2 separate regions of the Mus musculus genome follow, and region 2 is linked to region 1. Evidence: chromatin loops called from intact Hi-C (ENCODE). Cell type or tissue: left cerebral cortex. All regions are shown on one strand.

Region 1 (2,500 bases):
ACACTTGTGAGGAGAGGGGAAAAGGGAGAGGCAGGAGAGGAGATGGTAAACAAAAGGACCAGGTATGCAAAATGGCTGGATTATATGGGAAGGGCTGGAGACATTTAGAGTAGGAGGTGGGGTATGCCATCCGTACCCTGAAACAGCTAGGAACTGAGCAATGCAGAGGGAACCTGACAACCAGGTCCATGTTGGCTCTTTGTCATGGGTTTGAGATCTAACAACTTTTCCAAACAACCATGGCAACAAATAATCTAAATTAGAAGTGGGCCAATGACTTGAATAGCCATGTCTCAAGAAAGGATGCATACATGGCCAAAAAAGCATAAACAATACTGCCCGCCATCGCAAATCCCCAGGGAGTTAAAATAAAACCACAACAGGATATCAACATGAGAGAGATGAGAGATGGAAGAGAGGGACAGTGATAAGGATTCTTACAAAGGGAAAGTAAGGAAGCTGGGCAAGGATGCAGAGAAAGAGAAACTCGATCATGGTTAATGGAAGTTTAAGTTAGCGTAGACCTATGGAAAACACAATGGAAACTCCTTAACTAAACAGGTGATAGAACTACCATATGGTTCACTCATCCCACTGCTGGGCATACATCCAAAGAGAATGGAAAACACAGTCAAATGCTCTGTACTCTTATGTTTATTGAAGTAGCATTCCTTTGCAAAGATATTGTAATAGAGAAATGGCATTCTTCAGTAATAAAAATAATGAAATAATGGAATTTACAGAGATGTGGATGGGACGGGAGGACATTATGCCTGCCAAGTGAAGTAAGTTGTCAAAGAAAGGCAAATAGTGTATGTTCTGCTAGCTAGAAGCTAAAATGTTGGCATCAAAACTGGAAAGAATTGAATAATGATTGCCCAAGTTTGGGAAGTGTATTTGGAATCTTTAAATAGAAAGAAATGGATGTTTGAGTTAAAAAGATTAAAAAGGACTTACCTATTACCCGACTGGGGAAGGGGAAGTTCATCAGTTAGAATGTTTGACTAGCTGGATACCCAGCACCAGCCACATTAACTTGACATAGTAGTCATGATTGAAAGAGCAGTACTTAGAAGGAAGAAACAGGAGGACCAGATGAATGAAGTCATCTTTCGCTACACAGTGATTTTTGAGGCTAGCTCGGTATACCTGGAACTGGTTTTTAAACGCAGGGATGGGTCTCTGTTATTTCTGGGCCAGCAGGAGACCTACAGGTTCTCAGAATTTTTGAGTCCTCATCTATGCTGGCTTAGAGATGGTGGTGGTGAAATTTTGGTTCTTTGGCTTTGCTAAAAAAAAAAAAAAAAGCTGCATTCCTACAACGTGGTGATTTATTTTAAAGGGTTCCCATTGGTATGTTTACAAAGCACTGTTTGTGCAAAGCACGGGAAGCAGAAGATGAAAGAGAAGGTGGACTCAGTGGACTGGGTGTAACAGATGGGCGAAGGTGGATGGAATTCTCCACTGTGCAGGGAACTGAGCACAGCAGGCTGGTACTAAGCACCCCGCGGTTGCTAGAAGCTACGCAGGCGGCAGCCAGGGGCCCCTCCGGAAGAGGCGGGGCTCTGTGCTCGCGCACGAAGCCCTCTCCCGCGAACGCGCGGCGCGCCCCAGGCTCCGCAGCCGAGCGCCGAGCTTTCGATCCGTCACTCCCGCAGCCCTCGCTCGCGTCGCTCGTGGCTCCACCCGCCATTGTGTAAGTGCGCGGCTGCCGGCGCGGGCTGGCGGGGCGGGGGCGCGGGAAAGAGGGAGCGAGGGAGGCCGCCCCTCGCCGCCAGTCCCCGGATGGAAGCTGGGGCGTCTGGGTGAATAGAGGCAGTGGCCGGAGCTGGAGCCTGGAGCTCGCTTGAGATTCCAGGTTCTCCAGCCTCTGCCTGGGACTTTCCCCCGCCCACCGCTGCACCTTCCTGGCCTCCCGTAGTGCCGGGTCCAAAGTGCCTGCTGCGGGATGCTTACTCCTGTCGCAGAATTACGTTTGGGAAATAACTTGGGACTTATTTTGTTTTCCATACAGAATCCATTCCCCGCTATGGAGCATGCCTTTACCCCGTTGGAACCCCTGCTACCTACGGGTACCGTATTCTTTACCATGCTACAGTGTCAGCACGAGCCCCGCAGAGGGACCTCATTCCTACCCTGAAGGCCTTAACCGAAAACTCCATTTCCTTTTTCCTGTGCGCAAGTTAGCAACCACACCTGTGCCTCTGTTTCCCTGTTTGGAAAGTGAACATAAATATTTAGTCTTTGCCCTGTAGAACTTTTGTGAGGACTGAGCGAGTTGATACAGTTTGTATCCTCTACCTGATATTCCAAGAGTAAACAACCAACATGCCAAACACACATATCCAACCGTGGAACATTTGACACTGGGAACGTGAGGGATGTCCATAGCTGTCTGTCAGGGACGTTTCTAATCATCTTGAAAGTACCTGAACTTAGTACAAGATCAGTACATGGTTACATACAGTGTCTTGAAGTTTTAACCCTAAGGCTTTTAATT
Region 2 (2,500 bases), 150 kb after region 1:
GAATTGATTGCATGTATATTTTTTGAAACTGTTTGAAGTGATTTAATATCCTTAAGGTATTTAGGAAGGAAGAGCCTTTGCTCTTTAATCACAGGCCCTACCAAGTGAGATCCCCATGACCCCTCAATGCATGCCTGCCCTCCTCAATCCTCTTGTATTTCACACACTATTCTCAAGGGTCTCTGGCACTCTCTCTTTCCTGAATCACTGGTAGAAGGAACCTACTCGCTTGGGCTCCCTGTCTGCTCACCTTCCAGAGGTTTTGTTTCTTTCTTCTTTCGTACTTGTTTGCAGAGCTTGATAGAAACAATTCAATCTGGACTTTCCTCTTTATTCCTGCTAACATGGTGACCTAGTGAATCCTCACATCTGTGTCCATTCATCTTGGCATCCCTAGTAAATAGAAGGCTGTCAATGTAGAAGCAGGAACTAAGCCTTCTTTTAAAACTAGAGTGGCAAGGTCTTATATAATATTTCATGTAAAAAAGACATGAGATTATGTGAGTTTCTCTGGAAACCCACAAGGGAGTTACCTTAAATAAATCTGAAAGAGGTAGAAATTTACCTTAATATTTTAAAATGTATTTTGCCCCAAAATGTCTACCTACAACTCAACAGCACCTGCTCTTCTGTATTGGTTTCTAACTAGGCTAAAATTGTACCTGGATGCTGCTAAGCATCTTTGATTGTTTCAGAAACTTTTCATGAAAGGTATATACTCCTACTCTTGTTTTTAAAACCCATGGGGAAAAATAACATATCTAAAAAGAAATTTTAGGGCATTAAAAATACACCATATGATATGATGATGAATATAGTTATACATATTGGGCCAAACTCATAGAGTTTACAACACTGACAATGAATGCTCGGGTAAACTATGGACTTTGGGCAACAAGGACATGTGTCTCTATTCAGCTATAAAAAATGTGCCACTCTGTGGAGGATGCTAACAGTGGAGAATGCTGTGCATAACCAGTGTCAGAACACATAGACAGTAATTTTTAATTTCGATGTAAGCCAAACCTACTCTAAAATTAGTCAAGAGTGTAGGTGAAACTGCTCTAAAATACAGCTAACTAAGATAGTAACAACACACTTTAAGGTATTACAGTATACCAATTTGCATGTACTTCCATCTAAAAATTCATTTAGTTTGTGCAGCAACTTAATAGAAATATTACTGTACCATATAGAAAATAAGAAAAGATGCTGAATCACTTACATCAGGTAGTACAGCTAGGAGTTGGTGGAAGTAGGACATTGATAAAGAGGCAGTCTGTCCTGGAATCCAAGATTTCTTCTAGTCGCTATGCCCATTCATCTAGTTTCTCAAAAAGAAAGCAGTGCTTCTCGTGATCCAGAAATACTATCATCTCCTTTTCCTTGCATAGGATTTGCATTTTTGGTTACTTAAGTCTTGCTGTCTAAATGTACTAGGTAAGTAGGCATCATTACCCATGAATATCTTCACTCTTCCAATCCCTTCACCATGGGCATCCTAGTCTCTCTGGAGATGGTTGGAAAAAAGTCCTTGTAATAGTAACATTTATTTGCCTGATGTAATTCTTGTGTCCAAGGGTTACTGCCTCAGTCTGCTAAACCTATAAGCTTCTAGCTTCTTATCTAGGCCCATACTGTTTTCAGCCCTGAGGCATATTGCTGAATGAGTTTGCTCTTTCTAGTTCTTTCTGAACTCTGGCTTGCTGGTCAACTCAGTTGCTCTGGATAAAACTCCTCCCCAAGTTGACTGATTCAGTCTGGCTTCCTTTTTTGTCCTCTGACCTTTTGCTCTGTTTAACCTCAAGTCTGACAATCTGTTCTAATTTCTGGCTCCTTCTCATTCTGGCTCATTCTATCTTAACCTATGTCTAGTCTTTTCTCTCTGTGTGACCTGTCTCTATATAACAGTTCTGATAAAATTATGTTCTTTTTTTTCTCTCTCTGTGCTACTATTTTCTCCTTCTCCTCCTCCTCCGCCTCCTCCTCCTCCTCCTCCTTCTTTTTCTTCTTCAAAAAGATTACCTTTAATCTTTTTTACAGTTCAGTCATTTCCCCCCTCCCATTCTTTCCTATTACAGTTCCTCATCCCATTCCTCCTGCTCCTCCCCATCTCTAAAACAATGTCCCCACGCCCCCATAAGCCCCCACACACTGCCATGCCTCCCCAATTCCTGGGGCCTCAGGTCTCTCAAGGGTTAGGTACCTTTTCTATCATTGAGGCAGTACTCTGTTTTATATATGCCATGGGGCCTTGGACCAGCTATTGTATACTGCCTGGTTGGTGACTTAATGTCTGAGAGATCTTGGGATTTCCAGGTTTGTGGAGACTGCTGATCTTCCTATGGGGTCTCCATCTTCCCAACTTCTTCAAGCCTTTCTCTAATTCAACCACAGGGGTCCCTGGCTTCAGACCATTGTTTGGATATAAGTATCTTCTTCTGTCTCAGTTAGATGCTTGTTTAAATTCTTGGAGGGCAGCCATGCTAGGCTCCTGTGT

The links. Peaks named below come from ENCODE experiments on the same cell type or tissue, not always from the same donor. Only the 100,000 strongest peaks of a DNase experiment are listed, where the experiment ranks them.
Region 2: it touches region 1 in a loop (2.7-fold over the local background); 2 of 42 quality-filtered maps call a loop at or near these places.

The regions. Positions count from the first base shown.
Region 1 is chr6:43,665,332-43,667,831 of GRCm38, reverse strand. Tpk1 (thiamine pyrophosphokinase) reads left to right here and starts at 1,554. Exons shown (of 9, transcript NM_013861.4): 1 at 1,554-1,696; 2 at 2,015-2,072. The coding sequence starts at 2,030. In left cerebral cortex, a CTCF peak has its summit at 1,532; DNase peaks (open chromatin) are centred at 571 and 1,599; H3K4me3 peaks cover 1,416 bases; H3K27ac peaks cover 1,735 bases.
Region 2 is chr6:43,515,932-43,518,431 of GRCm38, reverse strand. All of the region lies in intron 5 of Tpk1 (thiamine pyrophosphokinase), which reads left to right. Among named protein-coding and RNA genes, the nearest start is that of 9430018G01Rik, 75 kb to the right of the region's middle. In left cerebral cortex, no CTCF peak of the experiment used is centred here; DNase peaks (open chromatin) are centred at 1,012 and 1,381; H3K27ac peaks cover 517 bases.